Regions from separate parts of the Mus musculus genome. Here region 1 is linked to region 2. The links are chromatin loops, found by intact Hi-C in ENCODE. Cell type or tissue: heart. All regions are shown on one strand. Links, peaks and the distances in the headings refer to the core of each region. The heading gives the core; the rest is flanking DNA. Region 1 holds the start of Cdt1 (chromatin licensing and DNA replication factor 1). Region 2 holds the start of Cbfa2t3 (CBFA2/RUNX1 translocation partner 3).

Region 1 (9,551 bases), core at 4,552-9,551, 110 kb before region 2:
GGCCCTGCTCACTCTGGCACAAAAATTTATTTATTATTATATGTAAGTACACTGTAGCTGTCTTCAGACACACCGGAAGAGGGTGTCAAATTTCATTATGACTGGGATTTGAACTCAGGACCTTTGGAAGAGCAGTCAGTGCTTTTAACCACTGAGCCATCTCTCCAGCCCCCTCTTGAGGTCTTATAAATAATTCAAAGACCCTCTGCCAAGAAGGAGGGGCTAAGTATGTGGCCACCTGTGGGCAGTGGTGGGTAGCAGGCAGCAGATAAAAGACAGAGGGTATGTACCTTCACCCAGCTGATCAGTGGCCCCCAAGCAGGGAACCTGCACACAGAGCCCTGAGATCCAGTTGCTTCACCAAGTTTATAACCGTGTGACCCTCTATCAAATGGAACGGGCTGTGTGCTCAGGGCCCTGTGTCATGGTTGGCACTATATTAGCCGACTGTGCAGCAAGTGAGGACTATGTGCCCATGGAACTTTTTCAGCTCCACCCATGGCCAGGATGGGTTGCTGTCTAGGCTGACAGCCACAAGTCACTTCCTGTTGACAGAGTCTGTGCTAGGCTTCTCACCAAGCCCTGCTTCCACCAAGTTCTACCGCTCCATCTGAATCAGGAGAGACAAGGGAGGAACTGAATCCTGAGAGGCTCTGCCCTCGACCTAAGGCTATGCAATCAGCAGAGATGGAGCCATAAACTCCATCAGGATGATGATGGCAGTGAGGCTGATGCTGAGGATGTTAATGGCGGCGACGCTGATGATAATCAAGCTGATGATTTGGGTGGTTGGTAATAAAGGAAACCGTCAAATGTCTTATTAAAAAACATATTATGCCGGGCAGTGGTGCACACGCCTTTAATCCCAGCACTTGGGAGGCAGAGGCAGGCGGATTTCTGAGTTCGAGGCCAGCCTGGTCTACAGAGTGAGTTCCAGGACAGCCAGGGCTACACAGAGAAACCCTGTCTCGAAAAGCCAAAAACCAACCAAACAAACAAACCCAAAAAGTATATATACATATATACATGCCTAGATTATATATATTATCCAGGCAAGGTGGCAGCAAACACCTTTAATTCCAGCACTTAGAAGGCAGAGGTCAGGCAGACCTCTTGTGAGTTTGAGGCTAGCCTGGACGACATAGTGAGTTTCAAGATAGCAAAGGCCACATAGTGAGACTCTCTGTTAAAAATAATAAATAAGCTGAGTGTAGCAGTGCACGCCTTTAATCTCAGTATCTGGAGGCAGAGTCAGAGTCAGGTGGATCTCTGTGAGCTCATGCTAGCCTGGTCTACATAGTGAGTACTAGGATAGCCCAGGCTATGAAGAGAGACTGTGTCTCAAACAAACCAAATAATACATAAATATATGGCTTATTTTATTTTGAGAGACATTTGGGGGCATATCTGATATAACATAATTATTGCAAGTACTGCAACCTGGTGCTGGAGAGATGGCTCAGTGGTTATGAATACTGGCTGCTCTCTCAGGGGACTCGATTTTATTCCCAGCACCCAAATGGCAGCTCAAAACTATCTGTAATTACAGATCCAGGGGATCTGATGTCTTCTGGCCTCCATGGGCAATGTATGCATGTGACAGACAAACATGCAGGTAAAAGACCCATACAAAACAAAACAGGGGCTGGTGTCTTAGTTAGGGTTTTACTGCTGTGAACAGACACCATGACCAAGGCAACTCTTGGGTTTTTTTTGTTTTGTTTTGTTTTTCAGTTTGTTGAGACAGGGTTTCTCTGTGTAGCCCTGGCTGTCCTGGAACTCACTCTGTAGACCAGGCTGGCCTTGAACTCAGAAATCCACCTGCCTCTGCCTCCCAAGTGCTGGGATTAAAGGCATATGGTACCACTGCCTGGCTTTTGTTTGTTTGTTTGTTTGTTTGATTTTTGACCAAGGCAACTCTTTTTTTTTTATTTTTTAAGATTTATTTATTATTATATCTAAGTACACTGTAGCTGTCTTTAGATATACCAGAAGAGGGTGTCAGATCTCACTACGGATGGTTGTGAGCCACCATGTGGTTGCTGGGATTTGAACTCAGGACCTTCGGAAGAGCAGTCGGTGCTCTTAACCAGTGAGCCATCTCTCCAGCCCACAAGGCAACTCTTATAAGGGCAACATTTCATTGGGGCTGGCTTACAGGTTTCAGTCCATTATCATCAAGACAGGAACATGGCAGCATCCAGGAAGGCTTGATGCTGGAGGAGCTGAGAGTTCTATATCTTCATCTGAAGGCTGCTAGCAGAATACTGGCCTCTAGGCAGCTAGGACAAGGGTATTAAAGCTTATACCCACAAGGGCACACGTACTCCAACAAGGCCATACTTCCCAACAGTGCCACTGGTGGACTGAGCAGATACAAACCATCACAGCTGGAGCGATGTGGATAAGAGCACCAGCTCTCTTCTAGAGAATCAGGGTTCAATTCCCAGCACTCACAAGGCAGCTCATGACTGTAACTTCTCTTCCAGGGGTTCTGACATCCTCACACAGACACACATGCAGACAAAACACCAATGCACATATAAAAATAGAAACAGGCCAGGCGAGGTGGCGCACGCCTTTAATCCCAGCACTCGGGAGGCAGAGGCAGGCGGATTTCTTAGTTCGAGGCCAGCCTGGTCTACAAAGTGAGTTCCAGGACAGCCAGGGCTGTACAGAGAAACCCTGTCTTGAAAAACCAAAAAAAAAAAAAAAAAAAAAAAAAAAAAAGAAACAGAGGGGCTGGAGAGATGGCTCAGAGGTTAAGAGCAGTCACTGCTCTTCAGAAGGTCCTGAGTTCAAATCCCAGCAACCACATGGTGGTTCACAACTACCTGTAATGAGATCTGATGCCCTCTTCTGGTGCATCTGAAGACAGCTACAGTGTACATATAATAAATAAATAAATAAATAAATAAATAAATAAATAAATAGATCTTTTTAAAAAGTAAAGAAAAGAAAAAGAAACAGAACACAATTGAGAACAAAAGTTTGACAAAATTATTGCCACCTGATTCTTACTACTTTCTGTAATGTACAGCCTTGATTGATTTTTGTTTGTTTTGTTTGTTTTGTTTTTCCAAGACAGGGTTTCTCTGTACAGCCCTGGCTGTCCTGGAACTCACTTTGAAGACCAGGCTGGTCTCGAACTCAGAAATCTGCCTGCCTCTGCCTCCCGAGTGCTGGGATTAAAGGTGTGCCGCCACCACTGCCCCGACATGTACTAGCCTTGAAAACTTGAAACCACCCAGTTCGCAACACATTTCTATTGAACAGAGCAATGTTAGATGACTACATAAGAATAGGAACAGACGCGGGCAGTGGCAGCCTGCTCTGCAGAGTGAGTTCCAGGACAGCCAGGGCCACACAGAGAAACCCTGTCTTGAAAAACCAAAAAAAAAAAAAAAAGAAAGAAAGAAAGAAAGAAAAAGATTAGAAACTGTTACCTTGTCAGCTTGACAGAATGCAGAAACCCTCCCCCCTCCGAGGCAGCCCACTAGGCATGCCTTGAAAGAATAATCTTGATTACATTAATTAAAGTTAATTGGAAGACCTGCCCACTATGGGTAACACCATTCCCTTGGCAGGAGCTCCTAGACTCTGTAAGTGGAGAAAGCAAGCTGAACATTAACGTTCATTGCTTCATTGCTTCCTGTGCTTGACACTGGCTCTCATGTGACCAGCTCCCTCTCCATCCCCTGTTGCTGTGACTTCCTTGTTAGAACAGAATGAAACCTGAAACTGCGAGACAAATAACTTCTCTCCGGAGCTGCTTTTGCCGGGATATTTTATGACAGCAACAGAAAAGAAACTAAAAGCAGTGAGGGCAGAGTCAGCCTTCTCCCCACCTAATGCTTTCCCAACGCAGGAGAAGGCGTTTGTCATCCCTGTGATAAAACGAGGCTCTCGATTCTTCCTCTGAGGAGTCTCACAGCAACCTAGCTGGGGAGAAGGTTCCACAAGACATGACACCCCAGAACTGTCTCGAAGAATCTGAGTCTTGGAGGGAACGGAAACTGCTGGTGTCACGTGACATGTTGCGTGCCTTAGCGCCTTCCCCTTCCATCGTGCTCTATCCCGGCCCTAATGGATTCCAAGGTTGTCTGGCAGACAGGGAATCCATCCGAGTGCAGATCAATCTTGACTGAGACCCAGATGCTTTCATTGAAGGTGAGAGCTGCCTCTCTAGCCTTGGCCACAAACCTTGATTGAAAAGCCAAGACCACAAAGAGCTCCTCCGTGGCTGTGGCTGCCGGTGGCTGAGAGATCCTTAGTGGGCGGGTCCCACGAGCCTGTGTTCCAGCATCAGTTACTGTTTCCTGTCTGGGACAGGGACGGTGAGCAGCGCGTGGAGAGCTGGAAGTCGGAGTGAAGGTCCAGCTCCCTGGATAACCAGTTGTATGCCTGGAGTCTCAGCTTCTTCGCCTGGCTTGATCCAGAGAAGCCCTCTGAATGAAAGAGAGAAGCCATTCCAACCACAGGGATTTGGGCTCATCAGTTCAGCAAACCTGGATGGAAGCGGCACACTTTCAGTAAATGTACCTGAAGGCAGCGGAAGTGCTGCAGAGTCTCGGCTTCTTGTCGTTGTTTCTTAGGGATGATACCAGGATGCACCAGATGAGCAGAGCCTGCAAGCTAATTATTCTGTAACTGTATCGAGGTTGTAGCTTGGCAGAGAGGTCTCAGGGAACCAGGGTGGGTTCTAGGGAAGTCAGGCAAGGCCGGAACTTGGCTATCATCAACACTGAGGATCTATGGCGACCTTACCCATCCTCAGGTGATTAGAAAAATGGTGAAGGTGGGGGGTGAGGTGATGGTGAGGATGGAGATGAGGGTGAAGATGAGGATGCAGATGATGGTTACCTTTTTCACTGTTGTGGCAACAATGAAAACCCAACCCAACAAAAGCAATGTAACTGGTTTTAGAGTCACCATGGACAAGTACCTTTGGGTGTGTCTCTGAGGATGCTTCCAAAAAGCTTTAACTGAGGAGGGAAGACCCACTGTGTGTGTGTGTGTGTGTGTGTCACCTGTTGAATGAACTAAATTAAAAAAGCAAGCTGGGCACTAGCCCTCATCTCTCCTGACTGTGGTTCAGTGTGCCCTGCTGTTCCTGCCACCATGCTTAGGCTGCCATGATGAACCACACTATCAAACCATGTGCTAAAAGCTAAAAACCCCTTCCTTCCTCAAGTTGCTTTTATCACTCCTCATGTGGATTTTCTTTTCTTTTTCTTCCTTTCTTTCTTTCTTTCTTTCTTTCTTTAAACAAAACAGGTTCCTTGGACAGCCCCAATTACATAGTCTCAAAAACAACAACAACAACAAAAACCAAGACAGGGTCTCTCACTGTAGTCCTGGCTGACATGGAACTTTGTATTTACACCTGCTGGGATTAAAATCAAGAAGCAGAAAGATTTTTTTAAATTTTATTTATTTTCTGAGATACAGTTTTTCTGTGTAGCCCCTGGCTGTCCTGTAACTTAAACTCTGTAGACCAGGCTGGCTTCGAACTCAGAGAGCCACCTGCCTCTGCCTCTCAAGAGCTGAGATTAAAGGTTTGCCCAGGCCACTGCCTGGACTAGTTCAAAGTCATTTGACAGGGTTTCATGTATTCCCAGACCAGAGTAGAACTTGAGTCTCCTCCCTAAGCCTCTGAAGTGCTACAGTCACACGTGTGAGCTACCAGGTTTCCACACCTATGCCTTTTCTCCTTTTTTATTAATTTCAGTCAGGGAAATTAATTCCCAGCCCATGGAATAGTGGCATCCAAATTAGGGTGTGTCTTCCCACTTTAATTAGCCTCAACTAGAAAATCCCTCATGGGCATGCCCAGAGGCATGGGCCGCATTCCTCATGGCTGCAAATATCAAAGAAAGGGACTCTATTCCCAAACGCTCAAGCGGCTGTGTTAGGCTTGATGCCTCTGGAACTTCCTGTTTGCTTGCTGTCTTACATTATGGGGGATCACTAGTATACCAGAGCACTCTCTGATCCTAGAACATCGGATTAGCTCAGCCATGTGTCACTTATCTAATCAGCTTCGATCAGGAGGCAGCTGGCTTTGTCTTGTCACTGGGCCAAACCAAGAATTCCCGCAGGGTTCCAAGGCTGTGCCCTCCCAAAGGCCAACTTGGCAGGGATGTAGAATGGTTACTATGGCTGGCCATGAGGCTCCAGGGTGTAGTACACTCAGGAGGTAGGAGCAACCAAGTCTCCAAACTTCTAAATCTTGGTCCTTTACTTCACAGCTGCAGATGCAGTTTAGCCTGATGCGCTGGACTGTGCATGATCCCACTTCCTGAGAAATCTCCTTCGGTGCAGCGTGTGCTTACAGCTGCTATCCAGGTTTCCCAGTTCCTGCTTCTCCACTGTCCCCTCACCCTCATGAGAGCCACCTTTGCCCAAAATGATCATACTGTCTGCATGGCCACTTCCTCCAGGAGTTGGGAGCATTGGGTGGGTGACTGCCATCTGATGAGGAAAGCAGACCTGCGTGGCCTCTCTGAATTTTCCCATGCTTCTAGGCCGCTTCCTGCCAAGGCGTAACTCCAACCTCTGCAGTCCTTAGCCCGGATGTGGCTAGGAAAATGAGATGCTTTTGGAGCCGGTTCGGCGGCATGAGTCGTCCTGGGTACTCATCTCGCTCATGGGACCGGACACTCAGCAGTTGCGTGTGACTCAGACCCAGCTACTTGGCTAGCCTTGGAGACCGGGCTAGTATTTTGTAAATGGGAACAACAGGAGCAGAAGTGTCTCCTTTCACGTGATTGCCTCTTTGCTGGGCCAAGAGCTGTCAGGGCCGCAGCCGCCGCTGTCCACACCGCGCGCCAAGTGGCTTTGAGAACCTTACGCACCACAGCCCCGCAGCCCGCGGAAACCACGCGGATCGCGGATGTACTACGCTGCACGCCAGCGCGCCAGCGCACAGGAGTCAAATAGTCTCCTGCCCCCAACCCTCCAGCCCCGGCCGCTCCCATTCTCGGTCCTCAATCCAAAGCTGCCGCGGGGGTGGTGGCCCGGCATGGCGCATGCGTCTCTTGGTGCCTACTAGCGCGCATGCCCCGGAGCGCGCACATTTCCCCCCTCCCAGAACTGTGCGTGGTGGTACGGCCTGGGCGGGGCGAGGCTGAAGCCGCGAAAGTTGCGCGGAATCCGCGGGAACTACCTTTTTGGCGCCATGGCGCAAAGTCGTGTTACCGATTTCTATGCGTGCCGTCGCCCTGGCCTTACGACTCCGCGGGCCAAGTCGATCTGTCTCACCCCGAGCCCTGGTGGCCTCGTGGCTCCTGCGTTCACCCGGAGCAGCAGCCGCAAGCGCGCCCGGCCCCCAGCCGAACCCGGGAGTGACCAGCCCGCGCCGCTCGCGCGCCGGAGGTTACGGCTGCCTGGATTGGTAAGGAGCGCGCGGGAGTCCCCCCAGAGGACCCTTGGTTAGGACAAGAGAACCAGGTTCTCGGGCGCCGAGGCAGAGGACTGGAGGAATAGAGTCGCGAGCAGGCTGGGCGCTTTTTCCTCTCCCCAGGGCATTGCTGACGTAGGCAGAGGGTACCTGGGCTTCCGGGGAGGCCGCAGCTGGCGGGGGTGAATTGTGGTGGTGTGGGGGTTATGCAAAGAATTGAGGGCTGGAGAGATGGCTCAGCGGTTAAGAGCACTGACTGCTCTTCCGAAGGTCCTGAGTTCAAATCCCAGCAACCACATGGTGGCTCACAGCCATCTGTAGTGAGATCTGATGCCCTCTTCTAGGGTGTCTGAAGACAGCTACCGTGTACTTACATATAATAATAAATAAATCTTTAAGTAGGAGTGAGCAGGGCCAAGCTGAAGTGAGAGAGGTCAACCAGAGCAAACAGAGATCCTAAATTCAAATTCCCAGCAACCACATGACAGCTCACAACCATCAATACAGCTACAGTGTATTCATATACATATAAATAAACAAATAAACCTTTAAAAAAAAAAGAATTGAGCTGGAGTTCCTGAAATGGAGAGAGGGCCCTGGAGGGCCAGGCCTGCGAGCTGCTTCAAGACTGGACAGACCAGGTGGATCTTTCCTAACTGCTTCATCAAGCATCTCCATAGACAGGCACCCCCTAGCGCCTGACTCCTGCCCTCCGAGTCGAGTGAACTGATACCCTAGTTCTGGCTCAGCAGGGAGCAGGTACCCCTTCCCACCCCCAGTTTATTGTTCTGTGCCTTCTTAATCGCCAGGACTCCTGCCCCAGTTCTCTGCCTGAGCCCAGTTCCCCAGCTGAGCCCAGCCCTCCAGCTGACCCTAGCCCTCCAGCTGACCCTGGCTCCCCCGTTTGCCCATCCCCCGTCAAGCGAACAAAGAGTACAACTGTTTATGTTGGTCAACAGCCGGGCAAGGTAAGAAGGCTGGACTGAGGGTGGGCTGTGGGCAGGGGCATGCGGAATTTGCAGAACTGACAGTGCCTATGTCCCCAGATCCCCTCAGAGGACTCCGTCTCTGAGCTCCAGTCCTGCCTGAGGCGGGCACGGAAGTTGGGAGCCCAGGCACGGGCCCTGAGAGCCCGAGTCCAAGAGAATGCTGTGGAGCCTAGTACCCCAGATGCCAAGGTGCCCACAGAGCAACCATGGTGAGTCCTAGTGGGGCCACAAGGTTAAGGCGAGGACAGACCTTTGGGAGGCGCTGTGGGGTCTGAGTGGGTGGATGGCCTAAACCGTACCTCAGTCTCCTCCCTACCACTATGCCCTTGTCCCTCACTTGAAAAGGACATTGTCAACTCCTCCTGCACGTGGCTTGTTCTAAGTACTGTGAACCCCTGTGCCTGTCTGTGACTGTCTGCCTCTCCAAGCTGAGGGTGCAGAGCTAGTGTGTGGAGCAGGTTTCTCATCTCTTTCTGATGCTGCCCTCAGGTAGCATTAGATCTGTGGGGACTTTGCAAATGGGTAGTTTTGGGGTTCTGGGTCACAGTGTCCTCTCCTACCCTGTGGTCTGGTGGTGGTGGTGGTGGGGTCAAACCGTGTGGTTTGATAGTCTAATGGGAATGCCTCTCTTTGACAGTGTCGAGAAAGCTCCTGCCTACCAGCGCTTCCATGCTCTGGCTCAGCCTGGTCTCCCAGGCCTTGTCCTACCCTACAAGTATCAGGTGCTAGTTGAGATGTTCCGCAGCATGGACACCATTGTGAGCATGCTCCACAATCGCTCTGAGACTGTGACCTTTGCCAAAGTCAAGCAAGGTGTTCAGGAGATGATGCGCAAGTGAGTGGTGTGGGGGAGGGGACCTAGCTGCCCCCAGTGTCTGTCCGGTGCCCGCCTGCCTGGTCCCTCTCATTCTGCCCTCTCTCCCATAGGCGCTTTGAAGAGCGCAATGTGGGCCAGATCAAAACCGTGTATCCCACGTCGTATCGCTTCCGCCAGGAGTGCAATGTCCCCACCTTCAAGGACAGCATCAAGAGATCTGATTACCAGCTCACCATCGAGCCCTTGCTGGGCCAGGGTGAGTCTTTGGCGAGGCCCTGGGCCTTCTCGATCCTCTTGGACTTGCGGCTGGGCAGTTGGACGGGTTGGGGCTCACCACAGGTGG
Region 2 (5,000 bases), core at 1-5,000:
CAGGAGGGGGGAGGGAAGACCATTCCAGAAGGTGGTGGGAAACACCTCTCCCGACACACCCTCCTGTCTTCTGCATCAGAAGAGGCTGAAGCTAAGCCTGGTTCTCCATGGTGGGCAAACCTACTGGCTCAGATCTTGTGGCCCAGTGACCCAGCCTTGCCAGCATTTCCAGATCTGCGTGTAGGAAGGAAAACGAGTTTCTTTCAGTCACGCAGAAAGGAGTATATGTGGAGCGCAATCAGAGAGATTTCCTGGAGGTGGTAACTCAATTACATGGATAACCCGGTAACAGAGGAAGAGCCAGACAAGGACCTGAGAGCTGCTTGGACCACCCAGCAGCCCCAGAGCATCCTGCAAGGAACTGTCCAGGGGTGTCTTCCATATGCCAGCTCAGGCTTGGCACACAGCAAAAGATGGTGGTGTGCCAGGTACACATGGCCCTCCCTTTCTCCCCTCTCATCAAGATCACAGTACCTCCCGGGAGGGTGGATTCCGCCAGAAAATCAGTCCTAACGTGATATTCTCCCTCCCCGTGTCTGTCTAGCTCCCGGGCAGCACCGAGCACCACATCTGTTCCTTCTGTTCGCAGGGTTCCTCCTTTCTCTGCTTTTCCCTCTCAATGCACAAGAGTGGTTGTGCCCCCCCCCCAAAAAAAAAACAGTCCCAAATAGCGGCATTTTCTCAGCTTGGTGCTCTAACTGTGGGCTCCCAGTGCCAACTGGGGACAGCCACATCTTCTGACTTCCGCCCTTCAGTGGACCAAGGTGGGGTGACATCATGACCCCAGTGTAGCCCCCATCAGGATCCCTCCATGCACAAGACCAGAAATCTCTCACAGGGCTTTCCTACTTCTTCCCAGGCCAGGAGCCAAGTGCATTCTGGCCGGGTATGGCTGAACTCTCTCAGACCAGCCCCTGGGGTCTTAGGGAGATGAGAGAGTCCCAGTCTTGAGAAGTTTCTGAAACCTTCCAGCAACTTGCAAGGGCAATGCCAGGGCAAAGTGACCGCTCCCTTTGTCTTCTGCCAGCCCCATCCTCTGAGTGGCTGCCTGGGAACCTCCTGTTTCTGAGCGCCGGGAGGAAGCACACACCCAGCCAGACATAATGAAGCCACATCCTGGCCTCAGGATAGGAGGGACGGGTGTGACAGTTACTGGGATCAACCCTACAAACAGGAGCATGAGATCGTCTGTTATTTTGAGGAATTGGGCTCTGAAAGTCAGCTTTAGCTCACATGATCAGATAGTTCTATTCATGGAGCAGGGGGGTAGGTCCAGCCAGCACTGTGGTCAAGAAGCCCAAACACACCAAGTTCAGGGCCATGAGTTGAAAGGCAGCGGCTCAAAGCCAGGAGCTGCCAGCCTGGCTGCCTTCTGCTCCACCTTAGTCAGCCCGACTCCGGCTGAATTCCCAGCCATCTGTCCCTCCGCGGTGCTCACACCTCCTCACACCTCCTCCCCGCTGTTCCCACAGCCTGGCTCTGGGCCTGCCCTACACACAGATGGACCGTTCCCAAAGCCTGTGAGAAGGATCAGAGCCGGAGGCTGTGCCTGCACCTGGCTGTCAGGACCCCAGGGAGGGCGGTCAGGATCCCCTCCCGACCATCAGGAAGGATGCTCAGCTCCATGGCCCTAATGGCTGATCCAGGGACCAAAATAAGAGGGGGAAGGGCTAGAGAAAGCAGCAGACCCTCTCCTGCCAGCACTATCTCCCAGGAAGGTTGCCCTCCCGCTACTCCAGTCAGTCCCGAGCCCTGTCATTCAGGCTACCAGTCTTTGTCAGGAGACCCGGCACCCCAGGGGGCGCTTGTGGGTGGTGGTTGGGGAGCCCATACTCCCCCACCGACTCAGCTCCTACCTAAAGATGAACCACACACACTCTGGACAGGTCAAGCTGTCTGCTCACCTAGGGTGGCTGCAACTCAGTCAAATGAGTGGGCAGAGTTGGCTCCACCCTGCCGTGGGCACGAACTTTGTAAAGTGGAGGGGCTGGAGAGGGGGTGCAAAGCGAGGACCCCCGGGACGGCAGCAACCGGCAAAGTAGGGTGACAGCGGCGGTGTTGAACAGGGCAGGGGCGGCACTTACGGTCTGGAGCTCCAGGGGACCGTAGCTCTCTCGCAACCCGGCTCCCGAAGTGGCTTTTCCTTCTCACTGGGTCGCCACCTCCATAACTTGGGGGCGATCCGTACGCTGTCTTCTCGCGCTGCGCGGGGCTCAGGCGCGCGGCGGGGTCGGGGCGCGCGGGGCGACCGCCTGGGCCATGCCGAGTGCGTTCGGCCCCCAGCGCGGGAACAAAGCCCGCACGCTGCCCGGGTGGTTTCGGCCTCGGCGGCCGCCGGGTCCAGCCGCCGTGCTTTCGGCTCTGCTGCCGCGCGCTCGCCCGCGCGTCTCACCGAGTCCCGCGGCCCCCGCCCCGCGCGCTCCGCCCCCGCCTCCCGCGCCCCGCCGCCGCTGCGCCACCTGCCTCCAGCCCGACGCCCATCGCGCTCGCTCCGCCCCGGGGCGCCGGCCGCCGGAGAGAGGCCCGGTTCCGTGCGCCCGGCGCCGCCCAATGCCCAGAGCGGCTCCCGCCTCCACCGCCCGGGTGGCCGAGGGGCCCCGGGACGCGCCCGGCGGACTTGGCTATGGGGTCCGACTCAGGACGTAGGGACCTCAGGAGCGCCAGGCCGCGCGTGGGACCCCCGTACGGATGCAGGAGAGCGGGGCCGTGGAGTGGGAACGGGCCGAGGAGTCCCAGCGCGTAGCCAGTGCGTGCGGCGCGGGGCAACCCGGTGCGGGGCGGACTCCTAGCTGTGCGCCCCCGCCCCGCGCAGGCCGCGCCCCGGGAGGGCGGGCGAGCTGAGCGCACCGCACACACCCACCTCGGAGCAGTCGCAGCCCGACGGCGTCGCTGCTCCCGGAGCCGCGGTGTCTACTCCGGGACGGGGAGGCGGGCGCCCCTCCTTCGGCCGCCGCACCCCCCCTCACCCCCTTCGCAAGCCCTTCGGGGTACCCGGGCCACCTGCGCGTTCTGCCGGCAGGGGGCGCGCTCCACCCGCCGCGCTCGGCCTTGGTCCCCAAGGCGCCAGGCGACCTGCGGCAAGTGGGCTCAGGATCCCGCTCTCCCCACTGCCATCGGGGCCGGCGTTCGCATATGCTTTGCATTCGTTTGCATATCATTCATTTTAATGTCAACCTGAGGAAAAGCCCCCAGCCGCTGCTTCTGCTTGTCCGCGTCCTACTTTCTCTGCTTCCTCTGAGCCTGCTCCCCACCCACTTTACCCACTTTTCCTCGAGGCGCCTTGCGACAAGTCCCAGGCGTTCCTCCGGTTGGTACATTTGAGCAAACTCGCTGCACTTCCTTCCTTTCCCTTCCCAGTTTTTCACTCACTCACACTTTGCTTCTTTGAGACTAAGGAGAGACCCAGGGTCACCGCCTGCAGAGACAAGGGGCCAGAACTTCAGATCAGCGGGGGGGTGGGGGTGGGGGGGGCTTGATTTTCATCTCATTAGGCATACATCTGCATGTGAAGGATAAAAATCTAGCAATGTGCCAAAATTAAATAAATAAATAAGTAAAAATACCCTCCGTTTCTTTCCAGGCTTGCTGTAGTGGCTTGGTTTTCCCCAGTTGGGGTCCCTCTCAGGGGTTCACCTCTGCCTTCTTGAAAAAGCGTTCCTGCACGGTCCTCCTGGGGTGGGATCTGGGCTCCTTGGTTTCCCGGATCTCCCTCTGTGGAGGATGCTATCTAATCCTAGTCTGACACCTATAAAACTGTCCACATTTTCAGATCTCCCTGGCCACATGTATCAATCTTATAGAGGAGTGGAGGGTCCCGAGCCCATTTCACAGAGGAATGTGGATCTAGAAGAGTTGGCTATGTGGCTTGAGACCGCAAACTTTTTATCCCAGGCATATGGACACCAGCTGTGTGGCTGCTAGTGTGCTGTGTACACCGAGAAAGCAAAGGACAGTCCTCTTCAGAGATACTGTCGTGAAGAGTGGCCCCGGCAGAGTGGCCTCTCAGCAGACCTCGTAAGCCAGTCTCTGGGAGCTCAGCCTGAGGCAGGAGTGGGACCCTCAGCTTGAGCTGCAGGTTTACCCACCTCGTGCTGCTGGGTGGCATGTCTGTTTTGTGGTAAGTGGCCAGTGTGTGGCTTGAACTTAAGAAAGGTGCTCACAACCTCTGTTGGAGGTACAGAATTCAATGTGACAGGTAAACCTCTCAGCTAGGAAGCTCTCCCAAGAGAGAGCCATGGCTGCTGCACAGGGAGGAGATGGTGGGGGCCCTGAGGGCTGCTTTGTATGGAGTGGGCCGGCCCCACTGCAGCATAGTCACAACGAGTCCTGACAGCCGTTGTCCCTCCATTTTTCCACCAGCTGGAAAGACATTTCCAGAGCCCATTTGTTACCCACTTGGTCTCCCTGCTACTTTATGAAGAGCTGGTTCCCTGTGGAAATGTCCAGGTCACAGCTCTTCGACACTCTCATGTTACCTTATGGAAGCTCTCAACCCACACTGTGTATCCAGTCCATCTGCAAGACACACGCCTTCTCAGAACAACAAAGAGTCACCAAGCACCAGGGATCACGTGGACACCTTAGAGGCAGCAGCCGCTCAGGAAATCAGGTGCCGCCTGAAGCTCTTTATTGTCTATAGAGACCTGGGCTTGATTCAATTCAAAGGAGCCACTTTCTCTTGCTTATGGCAGTGTGGCTTTCCCCAGTGAAGTCAGCTCTCTACCTTTATCTGGTCCCTGCTTCCCACGAGGCTGTGAGAGGGGCTGTGCCTGCCCGAGCTGACAGTACAGAGCTCACAGTACAGAGCTGACACCAGACTTGCAGCTGGGGGCTCTTCTTAGAACAGAAGCCCCTTTCTCTAAAGAAAGCAATCTCAATGTCTAACACTTCCAGCTACACCTGGGTTGTTTCTGCTATCCTCACCCCCCAGAAGGGCAGCACCTCCTTTTCTCACGGCTCAGGGTGACATTTTGACGGCGGACACCATCATTAGACATTTA

Evidence for each region. A loop is a pair of places that touch in the nucleus more often than their neighbours do. Peaks named below come from ENCODE experiments on the same cell type or tissue, not always from the same donor. Only the 100,000 strongest peaks of a DNase experiment are listed, where the experiment ranks them.
Region 1: it touches region 2 in a loop (2.1-fold over the local background); 1 of 42 quality-filtered maps calls a loop at or near these places.

The regions. Positions count from the first base shown.
Region 1 is chr8:122,560,876-122,570,426 of GRCm38, forward strand. It overlaps Cdt1 (chromatin licensing and DNA replication factor 1), which reads left to right and starts at 7,140. Exons shown (of 10, transcript NM_026014.3): 1 at 7,140-7,396; 2 at 8,212-8,370; 3 at 8,449-8,600; 4 at 9,029-9,226; 5 at 9,319-9,464. The coding sequence starts at 7,181. In heart, for the core only: no CTCF peak of the experiment used is centred there; DNase peaks (open chromatin) are centred at 6,106, 7,016, 8,176, 8,386 and 1 weaker place; H3K4me3 peaks cover 3,867 bases; H3K27ac peaks cover 3,419 bases.
Region 2 is chr8:122,675,778-122,680,777 of GRCm38, forward strand. Cbfa2t3 (CBFA2/RUNX1 translocation partner 3) reads right to left here and starts at 2,398. Exons shown (of 12, transcript NM_001109873.1): 1 at 2,085-2,398. In heart, for the core only: CTCF peaks have their summits at 1,787 and 3,012 (motif pointing right); DNase peaks (open chromatin) are centred at 184, 1,114, 1,744, 2,754 and 1 weaker place; H3K4me3 peaks cover 3,451 bases; H3K27ac peaks cover 3,819 bases; H3K27me3 peaks cover 4,312 bases.